Regions from separate parts of the Homo sapiens genome. Here region 2 is linked to region 1. A link is an interaction called in ENCODE POLR2A ChIA-PET data of the cell type or tissue named here. Cell type or tissue: K562. All regions are shown on one strand.

What was found. ChIA-PET counts read pairs that join two places held together with the same protein. Peaks named below come from ENCODE experiments on the same cell type or tissue, not always from the same donor. Only the 100,000 strongest peaks of a DNase experiment are listed, where the experiment ranks them.
Region 2: POLR2A ChIA-PET joins it to region 1 with 5 read pairs; 2 of 35 experiments call an interaction of 5 or more read pairs at or near these places.

The regions. Positions count from the first base shown.
Region 1 is chr9:33,269,001-33,277,000 of GRCh38, reverse strand. It overlaps CHMP5 (charged multivesicular body protein 5), which reads right to left. Exons shown (of 8, transcript NM_016410.6): 4 at 6,285-6,378; 5 at 5,778-5,849; 6 at 437-545. Among named protein-coding and RNA genes, the nearest start is that of CHMP5, 8.0 kb to the right of the region's middle. In K562, no CTCF peak of the experiment used is centred here; a DNase peak (open chromatin) is centred at 4,820.
Region 2 is chr9:33,142,548-33,150,547 of GRCh38, reverse strand. The region is part of intron 1 of B4GALT1 (beta-1,4-galactosyltransferase 1); the gene reads left to right. Among named protein-coding and RNA genes, the nearest start is that of B4GALT1-AS1, 20 kb to the left of the region's middle. In K562, no CTCF peak of the experiment used is centred here; no DNase peak of the experiment used is centred here.

The DNA of each region.
Region 1 (8,000 bases):
AGGTCTCGAACTCCTGGGCTTGAGTGGATCCGCCTACCTTGGCCTTCCAAAGTGCTGGGATTAGGGCACCTGGCCCTAATTATTGTTTCTTAATTGGTTTTGCTGTTCTGAGGGAGAGGACTCCAACTAGGAAAATAGTGAGAACAAAATCAAAAGGAATACAGCAAGGAAAGGCCACGTGGAGGACACTTACAGATACCAAGCACCAGGTCAGCCTGTACCTGGACTTCCTTCAGAGTTGATCCATCCCACTGTTGTTGGTGGAGTATGCAATCTGATGTGGCTGCCTCACAAGCTCTTTGCCCAGGGACAGTACCATAAACTAACCTTCAGGAAATCCTGATAGAAATTTTCACTAGCATTTGAGAAAAGGTCCCAGGCAGCTGTTGCTTTTGGACTCCAAAACTAAATATACATTACTTTTCTCATAACTTACCTGCTTCTAAATCATCTTCATCCAGTTCTGGGGTGCCATAACTGCGACTCAGTGCTTCTTGGATTTCATTTGCATCTTCCATCATATCCTCTAGCTGGTCTTGTAAATCCTACGGAAATATATATGAGAGGATTTTCTCTCATTTACCATTTTCTTTTAACTACCCTTTTCCCCTACATTCTCCTTTGAATCTAGACATGAGCAATTTTTAAAAAGATAATGTATATAAAATGCCAAGCACATAAACAGTTCTCAACAACTGTTAGTTCACCTCCCCTATCCCAGTCTTTGGCTAGCAATTTTTTAATGTTAACAACTGAGCAGACACTCCTCTAAAGGACAGGTTCAAGTAACTCTTAAAACATCCCTTCTAATTAAAAGTATGAGAGAATGCTTAAAGAATTAAAAACCATAAGCCCAAAGACCTCCTCTAACAATAATTATGAATGTTACTGACCCACATAATCCCTTGCCTATTTTTGGTGGCAAAATGTGAACTTAAAGAATAGAATTGATGATCTCTCATTTTATTTTTTACTTTATTTATTTATTTATTGAGATGGAGTCTCGCTTTGTCACCCAGGCTGGAGTGCAATGGTGCAATCTCAGCTCACTGCAACCTTCACTTCCCGGGTTCAAGTGATTCTCCTGCCTCAGCCTCCAAATAGCTGACATTACAAGTGTGCACCACCACGCCTAGCTAATTTTTGTATTTTCAGTAGAGGTGGGGTTTTGCCATGTTGGTTAGGCTGGTCTCAAACTCCTGACCTCAGGTGATCTGCCCACCTCAGCCTCCCAAAGTGCTGGGATTATAGGCATGAGCTACTGTGCCCGGCTGGATTTGATTTTAAAGTGCCTCATGGAAGCCCAAAGTCCTATGTGAGAATAGATGATTGTCAGCTGTCTACTATTACAGAAAGTTTTACTTGAAACATTAAATCAAGCAATTATCTTGATCTAAACTGTCAATCATTTTCTAGTTAATGAAGACAGGGAGGTTACTGAGACAAGCAAATTATTCTTCTCAAGTCAGCGAAAGACAGATTACACTGTGTAGAGAAAGGAGGCAAGAGTAGAAACAACTGAAGTGGTACAAAAAGTGAGTTGTACATGGGCCCACCCTGGATGGAGAATCAGAAAGGGAATCAGGATAGGTGTCACAGCCAAGACAAGGCTGGTGAAAAAAATGGACCAAGGGCATAAACCCTGTGTGAATAATCTACCTGTGCTTAACTGGGAGATTACTACAAGGCTAAAAATGCAGTTGTCCCTTGGTACACGCAAGGGATTGGTTCCAGGATGTCTGTCTATACCAAAATCTGCCCACACCCAAGTCCCCAGTTGGTCCTCCATATGGGTGGTTTCGCATCCTGCAAACACTATATTTTCGATCCTCGTTTGGTTGAAAAATATCTGCATATAAGTGACTCGTGCAGTTCAAACTGCATTTGCTGTTCAAGGGTAAACTGTAATATGAAACCAATCTAAGAAGTGGTATAGCATAACAAAGGGCAGCTGGTATAATGGTTAGGAGTGAGACTCTGGAGTCAGATATACCCAAGTTCAATTTTGCCATTACTCAATGAGAAGTAATGTCTCTAAGCCTTATTTTCCTCATCTGTAAAATGGAATTATTAATAGCCATATCTGGCCAGGCGCGGTGGCTCATGCCTGTAATCCTAGCACTTCAGGAGGCCAAAGTGGGTGGATTGCCTGAACTCAGGAGTTCGCAACCAGTCTGGGCAACATGGTGAAACCCCATCTCTACTAAAATACAAAAAATTAGCCAGGCATGGTGGCATGCGCCTGTAATCCCAGCTACCCGGGAGGCTGAGGCAGGAAAATCGTTTGAACCCAGGAGGCAGAGGTTGCAGTGAGCCGAGATCGCGCCACCGCACTCTAGCCTGGGCGACAGAGCGAGACTCTGTTTCAAAAATAAATAAATAAATAAAATAGCCATATCTCACTGGGGTTATTGTAAGGATTTATTGCAATAATATATGTAAAACACTAAGCACCTAATACTATATATATTTTACTGTGTTAATTATGTGCGGAACAACAATACACTCTTCATATACTAAAATTCCACACAGACAGGAACAGAACTAGTGTTGATAAAGCAAAAGGACCAAATCAGCACCATTTATCCTTCAGAATTTCTAAAGCAATGCAAGACATTTGAAAATTCTGCTGGGTGCAGTAGCTTATGCCTGTAATCCAAGCACTCTGGGAGGCAAAAGAGGGCGGATCACTTGAGCTCAGGAGTTTGGGACCAACCTGGGGAACATGGCAAAACCTCATCTCCACAAAAAAATACAAAAATTAGCTGGGCATGGTGCATGCTTGTAGTCTCAGCTACTCAGGAGACTGAAGTAGAAGGATGGCTTGAGCCTGGGAGGCAGAGGTTGCGGTGAGCTGAGACTGAGTCACTATAATCCAGCCTAGGCAACAGCAAAAAAAAAAGAAAAAAGAAAATTCCTTCCTGGCCCCCATAAAGGTGAAAGGTGAAAAGGGTAGTAAAATGGAGGGGAAATTTTTTTTTTAAACTTTGATTTTCTGTATTTCCAAGTACCAAACTGCCAAATTATATGCATATTTAACACTCTGCTACACAGAGAAGCACTGGCTGAGTAATAATTAAAGACAATGAAAATAACATAGAGAAAGCTAATCAAGTCAAGCTTATACAATAGTATTACACATCAAGACACATCTTCCCGGATCATCTATGAATAGGATTCCTAGCAAGACTCCAGGATAGACACAGAAAAAATTTATCCCACAAACCATTAACTGGTTCTCTATTGTATAAACAAACAAAAGCAATATAAAAAAAAAAAGCACTAAGCTAAAAAGAACATTGACAAAGTGATATGCAGCAACTGAAAAAGCAGAAGAAAAACAGACCTACACACACACAACAGCAAAATAAAAAGTTAAAGCTATAAAACAATGAAAATATTTTCTAAGTAAAGCATTTTAGGAAAATAAATCTGACCAAAAAATTCGATCTAACCAAAGACACATACACACCAAAAGAGTTAAAGGGGCTCTCCACCTGTCATGCTGGCAATCTATTGGAGGACAGGAAAAGGATAATTAGGCAGGGAGACAGACAGACAACCACAGGTGAAAGACGAAGAGACATACAAAGCATTCACCAAGACCAAAGTTTCTCTTTTGTTCCTATTAAATAGCTTTAATTAAAACACAAGGAACCCTAAAAGCAGAAAATACCATTGCATTTCATTATATTTTAATGGCAAATGATATTATACAAAAAAAAAAATGGCTGGGAGTGGTGGCTCATACCTGTAATCCCAGCACTTTGGGAGGCCGAGGTGGGCGGATCACTTGAGGTCAGGAGTTTGAGACTAGCCTGGCCAACATGGCGAAACCCCATCTCTACTAAAAAAATACAAAAATTAGCTGGGTGTGGTGGCAGGCACCTGTAATCCCAGCTATCTGGAAGGCTGAGGCAGGAGAATTGCTTGAACCCAGGAGGCGGAGGTTGCAGTGAGCCGAGATCACACTGCACTCCAGCCTTGGTGACAGAACGAGACTCTGTCTCAACAACAACAACAAAAAAAGACAAGCATATACAGAACACTTTCATCAGTGAAGCTCTTAGAGAGTATCACAAAGTTTAATTCCATGTATGCAAACATTTGTGGAGGATTAGAGACAGACAAAGGCAACCTAAGAGGGATGCTTGAAAAAATAAGAGAGGGGAGGAATGCCTTCACTCTTTTATTTTTTTTTGAGACGGAGTCTTGCTCTGTCGCCCAGGCTGGAGTGCAGTGGCGCAATCTTGGCTCACTGCAAGCTCTGCTCTCGGGTTGCCATTCTCCTGCCTCAGCCTCCCGAACAGCTGGGACTACAGGCACACACCACCATGCTCGGCTAATTTTTTGTATTTTTGGTAGAGACAGGGTTTCACCGTGTTAGCCAGGATGGTCTTGATCTCCTGACCTCATGATCCACCCGCCTCGGCCTCCCAAAGTGCTGGGATTACAGGAGTGAGCCACCATGCCCAGCCTGCCTTCACTCTTACTAAAGATCAGCTTTATGAGAGAATATCTTTGCAGAGGCAATAAAATGCCTGGTATTTTAACAAACACTGCTTGAATCAGGCTGTACTGCTTTCTCTCTTTTTTTTTTTTTTTTTGCTTTATCTCCCTTTATAGCCTCTGATTCATCAACCAGCAAATACTTTCTGAGCACCAACCATGGCAGGGCATTGTTATGGGCACTGGGGACACAGTAGTGAACAAAATCAAGTCCCTGCATTCAAGGAAATGGACATTCTAGTCAGGGGGGTAAAGGTCAAGAGCGCCATTTTATATGCAGAAAGGAAGCCTCTCTCCTCTGACCAGTCACCACTCACTCCCTCTGCTATCTCTTCTTGCCACCTGGGCTGTTCATCTGACAGCTGAGAGCTGCCAAGCTCTTAGGGCTCATCTCCCTGGTCAAAACCCAATTCCAATAAGAAATGCTAACTTTAAGGAACTAATGACATTATTATTAAAAATCTAAAGAGAATTACTAGAAAAGGGAACCAAGTCTACCACGCCAGGAGTTGGGTTAAACATTTTACATACACTTTACCTACATACCTTCATTTAACACTCATGACAATCCTGGGAATAGGCAACAACACCACTACCATCGAAGAAACAGACTAAATATCATCGAATTAGTTAAAAGTAACTACTGGATGCTTATCATAGGCCAGGCATTGTGTGTGTAGAGATACTAGCTCATTTATTTCATCCTCATAATATAGAAGTTCCTTGACTTATGATAGGGTTACATCCTGATAAACCCATCTTAAGTTCAAAATATCTTAAGTAGAAAGTGCATTCAATACACCTAACTTACTGAACCATCACTTAGCCTAGCCTACCTTAATTGTGCTCAGAACACTTACATTAGCCTACAGTTGGGCAAAATCATCTAACAGCCTATTTCATAATAAAGTGTTGAGTATCTCATGTAATTTATTAAATATTGTATGGAAACTGAAAAACAGAATGGTTACGTGGATACTCAAAGTATGGTTTCTACTGAATGCATATAGTTTTCGCACCATCATCAAACTGAAAAATCGTTAAGTTGAACCGTCTTAAATCGGGGACTGTCTGTAACTGTATGTGGTATTAGGATCCTTGCACTGAGGAAACTGAGACATTTGGTACCCTTTCTCGAAGTTACTCTACTAGTAAATGGCAGCCCCAAGATTCAGTTCCTCTCCTGTGCTCTTCCTATCACATGCACACTCGTTTGGATTCTCTCAGAAACTAGTGCACATTCTTGCAGAAACTAGCATATGTCTCACCTCAATCTGGTCGATCTTCACTTGCTTGTATGCCTTCTTCATTTCCTTTACTCCCAGTTTCATAGCATCAACCTAAGAAAAGGAAGAAGAAAACACAATGTTTTAGTAAGTCATGTTGGTTAAATTGTCTTTATTTATTTATTTATTTATTTGAGACAGAGTTGCACTCTTGCTGCCCAGGCTGGAGTGCAATGGCTCACTGCAACCTCCGCCTCCTGGGTTCAAGTGATTCTCCTGCCTCAGACTCCCAGGTAGCTGGGATTACAGGTGCACGCCACCACACCCAGCTAATTTTTGTATTTTTAGTAGAGGCAGGGTTTCACCATGTTGGTCAGGCTGGTCTCAAACTCCTGACATCAGGTGATCCACCCACCTCAGCCTCCCAAAGTGTTGGGATTACAGGCGTGAGCCACTGTGCCTGGCTGGTTAAACTGTCTTTAAAAAGCCATCGGAAAAGAGAATAAGAATAAATACATGAAATAACAGGAAAAGGTGTTTTGGGAGTACCGTGGTCTTGGTGTCCTTCAAAGACTGGATGGTATAATTGGCTTGTTCCATGTTGAATGACTGTTGGGCAAGATTGTCCCGCTGCTGCTCATACCTTTTTAGAGTCAATTGAGAATGGCAAATATATGAACCAGATAGAAATCCTCAAGAACAAAGTATCCCCACACTAAATAAGAGTATTTAAAAAAAAAACAACGGAACAAAAAACTTAAAAATTAGGTATCACGCAGAAAAATTGGCAAAAACAATTTAATCACTCTAACACAAATATCATTTGATGTGTCCCTCCAGTCTTTTTCCTTTGCATGTACAGTCATGCATCGCTTAACAATGGGGATATGTTCTGAGAAATATGTTGTTAGGCACTTTCATCATTGTGCAAACATCAGACAATGTATTTACACAAACCTAGGTGGTATAGCCCACTATTCACCTAAGCTATATGATATAGCCTACTGCTTGCTCCTAGGCTACAAACCTGTACAGCATGTTACTGTACTGAATATTGTAGCCAATTGTAACACAATGGTATTTGTGTATCTAAACATCCTATAGAAAAGGTACAGTAAAAATACAGTATTATAACCTTATAGGGGCCAGAGTGGTATAATGCAGTCTGTTCTGTCATTCATTGACAAAAACATTGTTATGCAGCACATGACTGTATTTTAGTTATAACACTATTTTCCACTTAACATTATAGCATTTGCTTTTTTCTGTGTTGCTGCATATCTTTTTTTTTGAGACAGAGTTTCACTTTTGTTGCCCAGGCTGGAGTGCAATGGTACGATCTCGGCTCACTGCAGCCTCCACCTTCCTGGGTTCAAGAGATTCTCCTGCCTCAGCCTCCGGAGTAGCTGGGATCACAGGCATGCGCCACCACGCTTGGTTAATTTTGTATTTTTAGTAGAGACGGGTTCTTCCATGTTGGTCAGGCTGGTCTCGAACTCCCAACCTCAGATGATCCGCCCACCTCGGCCTCCCAAAGTGCTGGGATTACAGGCATGAGCCACCGCACCCGGCCTGCTACATATCTTAATAAGGCTTTATAATTATTTTCTATGATAAATATACAGAAGTGAAATTCTTAGAGCAAAGGGTAAAACTATTTTTAAGGCTCTTCATACATATAGCTAAATGGTTTTCCAGAATTTTGAACTCCTTGAAGACAGGCATATTTTATTTTGTTTATTTATTTACTTATTTATTTGTTTAGAGCCAGTCTTGCTCTGTTGCCCAGGCTGGAGTATAGTGGTGCCATCTCAGCTCACTGTAACCTCTGCCTCCTGGGTTCAAGCGATTCTCCTGCCTCAGCCTCCCAAGTAGGTGGGATTACAAGCGCATGCAAACACGCCCAGCTAATTTTTGTATTTTTAGTGGAGATGGGGTTTCACCATGTTGGCCAGGCTTATCTCCAACTCCTGACCTCAAGTGAGCTTCTGTCTTGGCCTCCCAAAGTGCTGGGATTATAGGTGTGAGCCACTGTGCCCAGCCCCAGGTGTTTTATTAATTTTGCACCCATAATTAGGTAATCCATCTGACCTAATGTGTGGTGTTCAAAATGTTTTTAAAATACAGTTTTATATCAAATTATAATATTACCTCAAAGACTTATGTCACTATGTTCTTTATACAATATTGGAAACAATCTAACTATCCAACTAGAAAAAGAATGGTCCGTTCATGGTGCAAGCAAATGGTAGAATATTATAATCT
Region 2 (8,000 bases), 130 kb after region 1:
CTATTGTTTTGTCTTTTTGAGGATGTCACATAAATGGAGTCACACAGTATATATACATTTTTTTAAACATATGTAAATGGCATTTTATAGCTCATTTTGATTATATGTTTTTCATCCAGTTCTGTTTTTTTTTTTTATTTTTAAAAAGTTTGACATAACTTCAGACTTACAGAAAAGTTGTTAGACTAATACAAAGAATTCCTGGATATCCTTTGGAGTCCCTAAATGTTAACATTTTACTATATTTACTTTTTCCTTCTCTCTCTCTCTCTCTCTCGCTCTGTGTGTGTGTGTGTGTGTGTGTGTGTGTGTGTATCTACCTGTAGATAGATAGATATTAATATAATTTTAGATAGATGTATCTAGATCTCTCTCTCTCATATATATGTGTGTGTGTATATATCTATATCTATATCTATATATATCTCCTTTTACCCTTAAATATTCAGTGTATATTTCCTAACAACAAGGTGATTTAAAAATATATATATAAACATAGTATAATTAACAATCAGGACATCAACATTGAAACATTTCTGCTATGTCATCTACAGGCCTTAGGAAGACTTTGTCAGGTGCCCCAATAATAGCCTTGATGGTAGAAGAAAACCATGTGTTGTATTCAGTTGTCATGTCTCTTAGTGTCTTGTAATCTGAAATAATTCCCAAGCCCTTTGGATTTCATGACAGTGACATTGTTGAAGAGTACAGGCCAGTTATTTTGTAGAAGGTCTCTCAGTTTAGGTCTGTCTGATGTTTCCTCCTGATCAGATTCAGGTTATTCACTTTTGACAGGAATACCACTGAAATGATGCTGAGTTCTTCTCAGTGTAACGAGATCTAGAGACACACACTGTCAGTTTGTTCCTTATTGGCAGTGTGAACCTTGAGGATTTCATTGTAGTGGCATTTGGCATTACTCCATTATAGTTACTATTTTACCATTTTAAATTAAAACTATCTGGCCGGGCGTAGTAGCTCATGTCTGTAATCCCAGCACTTTAGGAGGCTGAGGCGGGCAAATTGCTTGAGGTCAGAAGTTTGAAACCATCCTAGCCAACATAACATGGTGAAACGCCATCTCTATAAAAAATACAAAAAATTAGCCTGGCGTGGTGGCGCATTTGTAGTTCCAGCTACTCAGGAGGCTGAGGCACAAGGCTTGCTTGAGCCTGGGAGGCGGAGGTTGCAGTGAGCTGAAATCACGCCACTGCACTCTAGCCAGGGTGACAGAGTGAGACTCTGTCTCAAAAAAAAAAAGTAAATAAATAAAAAAATTTTTTAAGTATCTTATGGGCATATACTTGTCCTGTTACTCCTCAAACTTTCATCCACTTTTTTTTTTTTAAATTTTTTTTCTTACCTTTCATCGTTTTCTTGATATCCACTGGGTTTTAGCATCTACAAATGATTCTTGCCTGAATCAGTTATTATGGTAGTTGATGGTTTTCTAATTCCATTATTCCTTCTATGTTTGTTAATTTTGGCATTCTTCTATAAGGAAGAGCTTACCCTTTTTCCCTATTAATTAATTCATATATTAATGCAGACCTATGCATTCTTACTTCATTAAATCATAATCCTTTACTATCATTATGTATTCTGATGTTCAGACTATCCCAGATTTAGCCAATAAGATCCCCTTCAGGGGAATGGTCTTTGGGATTCCTCTTTAGAGGTTCCTGGTTCCTGTTTTCTTTTGACATATCCTATTACTCTTTGAGCATTTTTTTTTTTTTTTTTACTTTTAGGCACAGCAAGAAGTTCCATGGTCCTCTTGTTCTTTCCCCAACTCAGCCCTAGAGTCAGTCACTTCTCCAATGAGCTCTAGTTCCTTTTAGTAGAGAATCATAATTAGAAAACAAGAATCAGTGCCAAGTGTGCACCTTTGTTTTTAAGGTCCATCCACGTTGCCGTGTATATGTCCAGCATGTTGATTCTAACTGCTGAATAATACCTCATGATTGTCATCCATCCCAGTGTTTCTTTTTCCCTTCTGTAATGAGGGACTCCTGGACTGCCTCCAGCATTACCTTCACAAATATTGCTGTGAGGAAAATCCTTAAACGTTTCCTTTATGGGCAACGTGTGAGCATGTTTATGTTGATTCAGGGGTGCCAGACACAGCTCCAGAATGGCTGCCTCAGTTTACATTTCCACCAGCAGAGCATGACAGGCTCTGTGTCTCCGTGAATAATCAGCATTAACCAGCTTCCTATTTTTTGCCAAACTAATAGATGTGCTAGGATAACTCTTTGTTTTAACTTGTTTTTCTCTGATTACCAATGAGCTGGAGCATTTCTTCATATGCCTGATGGTCTTTGGGATTCCTCTTAGGTAAATTGCTTATTCATTATAATCCTTTGCCTGTTTTTCACTGGAGTTCTTATATTTTTCTTGAAGATATGCAGGAATTCCTTATACATCCTAGATATTAATCCCTTCCTGGTCTCAGACATTGCAGATATCTTCTGAATCTGTTATTTACTTATTTATTTACAATTTTTTTTTTAAGAGTTGGGGTTTTGCTCTGTCACCCAGACTGGAGTGCAGTGGTATGATCATGACTCATTGTGGCCTCGCAATCCTGGGCTTAAGCGATCCTCCCACCTCAGCCTCCTGAGTAGTTGGGACTACAGGTATGCACCACCAGACTTGGCTAATTTTATTTTATTTTTTAGAGATGGAAGTCTTAATATGTTGCTCAGGCCAATCTTGAACTCCTGGCCTCAAGCAATCTTTCCACCTCAGCCTCCTGCATCTATTATATATATGTTCACTTTGCTCATGCTGTATTTTGTTGCAACATAAAACTATTTTTCCCATTGTTTTGTGCAGTCTCTCACCAGCACTCTTCTTTTTCTGTAACTGTGTTAATGCCCTTTGTTCTTCCATATGTTAGGTATGCTGGTATAGTTGAACTCTGCTGACTCTCCTCAGTAAACAGTCTCTTTTTATGACACCTTATCCTCTACTGAATTCTCTCTATCAAGAATGACTTGGCCGGGCATGGGGGCTCATGCCTGTAATCCCAGCATTCTGGGAGGCCGAGGTGGGCAGATCACCCGAGGTCAGAAGTTCAAGACCAGCCCGGCCAACACGGTGAAACCCTGTCTCTATGAAAATACAAAAATCAGCTGGGCGTGGTGGCAGGTGCCTGTAATCCCAGCTACTTGGGAGGCTGAGGCGGGAGAATCACTTGAACCTGAGGGGGAGGTTGCAGTAAGCCGGGATGGCACATTGCACTCCAGACTGGGTGATGGAGAAACTCCATCTCAGGGGGAAAAAAAAAAAAAAAAAAAGAATGACTTGTCTTCCTCTTAGAGTGTGAGGTCTACATACAAATATTATTCTTGTATTCAGCAAATGTATGTCATAGGCCTAGTGTGTGTTAGGAACTGTGCTGTCACCAACAAAGTTTAGAGAGGTTATAAAACTTGACTGTAGCTTTTTAGAGGTGGAGGAGTGATTTGAAACCTAGGCTGTAATTCCTTCCTCCTGTGATTCCTTCCTACTGTGTTGCCTTCCCTTGAAAATTGCATTTGGGGGCCAGGTGTGGTGGCTCTCGCCTGTAATCCCAGCACTTTGGGAGGCTGAGGCGGGTGGATCACCTGAGGTCAGGAGTTCAAGACCAGCCTGGCCAACATGGCGAAACCCCGTCTTTACTAAAAATACAAAAATTAGCTGGATGTGGTGTGTGGTGACATGCACCTATATTCCCAGGTACTCAGTAGGCTGAGGCAAGAGAATCACTTGAACCCAGGAGGCAGAGGCTGCAGTGAGCTGAAATTGCACCACTGCACTCCAGCCTGAGTGACAGAGTGAGACTCTGTCTCAAAAAAAAAAAAAAGAAAAGAAAGAAAATTGCATTTAGTTCCTGTAGACTGTGTGTCAAATGTCTAAATCTCTTCTAACAAATGGCCTAAGGAGGTGCAAAGCGAAGCATCCTCACCAGCATCCTGACTTGGCAGTGAGGCATGGGACCCTGGAGGGAGTAGTGGTAAGTGTGACTCTGGAATTCTTCCTGGGCTACTTGTCAGTGACTGGCTCCAGATTGAGAGGAGAGCCCAGAGGACACAGGTGGCTGCCCCAGCCTGGAGGTGAAAGTCTTAAAATAAAATGCCAGATGCCTAGACCATTCTAAACCTTTCTGAGAAGCTGAAATCATCCCTTCTGGAAGCGCTCTAGTTCTAAAAGGACAGATATACAGCAAGATCTTCCTGGGGCTAATATGGAGTTTATAGGCAAGTAGGCCTCAGAACCTTTCCCTGGTAGTGATATCTGTGGGCAGGCACAGTTTCCACACTTTCCAGAAATTCCAGCGGAAGGAGTGAGAAGGAGGAATCTGCCCTTGAGTGAGGACCAAAGAAAGCAGAAATTCCTCTTGGGAATTTTTCCTCCAGAGACCAAACACTACTTGGGAGCTTGTTTACTGGGCTTTAAAAGCTTGTGACCCCCAGTCACTCTTTCTTGACCCCAAGGCTTTGCATTTCTGTGGCTTCCCCACTGGACAGAAGTGGAACTGTCATGCTGCCTGTTCTGGGGTCTCCCAGAGGTTTCCCCATGTCCTCTCCTTGCTTCTACTGCCCCACAGAATTGGGGATCTGTGACCACATATGGTATAGAATTAATGCTTGAGAATGGTTTAGTTCAGTGATGTCAAATAAGATTCACTTTTATGCCACCTCCATCAGTTGAAGGCCCCCCTGGCCCCTAAATTGGAAAAGATTCTGAGACAGAATCCCCGTGGGTACAGCGCAGGGACAGTAAAGGCACGTGTGCTGTGATTTGCTATCCACTGTGTGGATGCATCCAGGAATATCAGAACCCTGGAAGATTATTTAAGGGGAAGTTAGGACAGCTTTTTTGCCAATCCAAGGGTGTTCTTGAGGAAGTCTGTCTTCCTGTATGGCCTTCAGTTTCTTTCCTGTGTAACCATGGGGCCAACACATAATTCCCACAGCTCTATTGGCCCTTGTCTGCCAGGATTCTCTAGGGTCTGATTCGAGGTGGATCCTGGCCCTTTGAGGTGGCAGAATCTGATCATGGTGCTGTTTCCTTAGATTTAGGCCTTGATACCCTTGGCGAGAGCATCCTGGGCTGAGTGACCACCTGAGGTTTTTCTGGTGATTTTGTGACCCATGTAAAACTTTGAGCTTTGGGATTATTCTCTCAAGGAAATAGTGACATTTGGTGAAGAGCCTGTTTGGTGTGGCTATGTGAGGCTTAGCCAAGAAAATGCACCATTTTTATTAGGAGGTTAGGCCATCCGTTGCCACAAAGTGTCAGATGCTAGGCCTAGAGCCTGGAGAAAACTTATTTTAAAATTGATGGGGTGCTGGAGGGGTTGGGGGGTGGTGGCTGTAGCTCATGAATCAGGTGCTAAACCTAGAAACAAAAGGCCTCATGTGGCAGACTGTTTCTGAGCACAGATGAATGGATGAGCAACTGGCGCAACTTTGCCCAGTTGGTCCAGCTTCCCACTTGGCCACCTAGGCTTGCTGTGAAGACCTCGTCTGGCAGAAATGAGAGTGTTTTTGCCCCATCTTGATCTTAACTGTAATTTAAGACTAAAATCTTAGATTCTAAAACATCAAAGGCAAGATGGCTCCCAGCTCTGTGAGCTCAGCTTCTCACCTCTTAGTTGAACAAGTGCAGTGTGGGTCAATACATGATTGCTGCTCTTGCTGCCAGGAACTGTCCCAGCATAGAAAGGAATGGGACACAATCCCTGCCGTCAAGATTCTAAGGGAGGAAGCAGGCAGGTCGACTGGTGCCTCATCTCTGCAGGGCTCCAGCCAAGGTTTGTGAAGGATTTTGCAGGCATATGGAGTGGGGACTGATTGATCCCGAGAGGGGACTGGGGAAAGCTCTGAAGAGGGGATGACATTTGGTTTGAACTCCAAAAAATGGTTGCTTTACCTGTTTCCTGAAGTTTTTGAGGTGGCTTATAAGAACATATACCATAAAAAGGACCAATATAAATTTAAAATCAGAAAAAGAGAAAATGGGCTGGGCATGGTGGCTCATGCCTGTAATCCCAGCACTTTGGGAGGCCAAGGTGGGTGGATCGTGAGGTCAGGAGATCGAGACCATCCTGCCTGGCCAACATGGTGAAACCCCGGCTCTACTAAAAATACAAAAAATTAGCTGGGTGTGGTGGCACATGCCTGTAGTCCCACCTACTTGGGAGGCTGAGGCAGGAGAATCGCTTGAAACCTGGGAGGCGGAGGTTGCAGTGAGCTGAGATCGCACCACTGCACTCCAGCCTGGGCGACAGAGTGAGACTCCTCCTCAAAAATAAATAAATAAAGAGAAAATGGAACTTAGAAAATTAAGAGGAAGAGTGAAAAGGTAGATATTTAGTCAGGCACAGTGGCTCATGCCTGTAATCCCAACACTTTGGGAGGCCAAGACAGGAAAATCTCTTGAGACCAGGAGCTTGAGACTTGCCTGGCAACATCTCAGGTGAGACCTTATCTCTACAAAAAATTTAAAAATTAGCTGAGCTGTGTGGCTCGTGACTGTGATCCCAGCTACTCAGGAGGCCGAGACCACAGCCCAGGAGGATCGCTTGGGCCCAGCAGTTTGAGGCTGCAGTGAGCTGGCACCACTGCAATTCAGCCTGGGCTACAGAGCAAGACCCAGTTTAAAAAAAAAAAAAAAGATATTCAAACCATGGGTCCCAACGTAGTTATTATATTTGACCATTTGCAAAAGCTGAAAGCAAAACATGTTACACATTTTCAGAGAGGAAAATACACAGTAGTTCCTGAGTGTAAGTTGTTTTTCTTGACCTCATTCTTAAATTGCTTCATGAGGGTGGGAGGGAAGTGGTAGTTAATAAGTGAACCTGTAAACCAGCGTTTCTCAAAATGTAGTCCAGGGAATTGCATCAAAATTGCAGTTACCTACAGTGCTTGTTAAAATGCAGATTCCTGGGCCCCTGCCCCAGGCTTATCAAATCAATCTGGTGAGTAGGACTCAAGAACCTGTAAATTCACATACTTCTGCAGATGATTCTTCTTGCACTGCACAGCATGAAAGCCTCTGCAATAGACAGAAAGCTACCAGCATTGCGAAAGCAACTTGAGTGCTTGGCCTTTGAAGGTTGAGTGGGACTTTAATGAGGGAGAGAGTAAGGCATGAGAAATGGCAGTTCCACTGAGGTCAGTCAGTGGTTCATTGCTGACGAAGTCACTTTTAAGTCATGTTTTAGAAGAACTACCAAGTGTGGCAGGTCAGGCATGTGGCAGGACTGTTTCTGAGCACAGATGAATGGATGAGCACCTGGCCCCACTGTGCCCAGTTGGTCTAGCTTCCCACTTGGCCACCTACGGTCTGCTGTGTGGACCTTGTCTGGCAGTCTCCTTTAATTTATTTTTTATTATTTTTTTCTTTTTGAGATGGAGTCTTGCTTTGTTGCCCAGGCTAGAGTGCAGTGGCATGATCTCGGCTCACTGCAGCCTCCACTTCCCAGGTTCCAGCGATTCTCCTGCCTCAGCCTCCCAGGTAGCTGGGATCACAGGCAAGTGCCACCACGCCCAGCTAATTTTTGTATTTTTAATAGAGACATGGTTTTACCATGTTGGCCAGGCTGGTCTCGAACTCCTGACCTCAGGTGATCCACCCATCTCAGCCTCCCAAAATGCTGGAATTACAGGTGTGAGCCACCGCACCTGGCCTATTTTTTTTCAGCAAATTCTTTGTTTTTCTCTCTGTTCCCAAATGCAGGGTACTGAGACCACAGATGTATTCTGTTTCCTGTTGAAAAAATGTTTCTCACTTAGCTGGGTGTGGTAGCATGCACTGCAGTCCCACGGGAGGCTGAGGCGAGAGGATTGCTTGAGCCCAGGAGTTCGATAATCATGCCATTGCACTCTGGTCTGGGTAACAGAGCGAGAAACTGTCTCTTAAAAAAAAGAAAAAGAAAAAGAGGTCCTAGGGAAAGAAACAAATAGTGGCTTGGATGGTGAGTTGGTGGAAAGAACAGTGGGTGT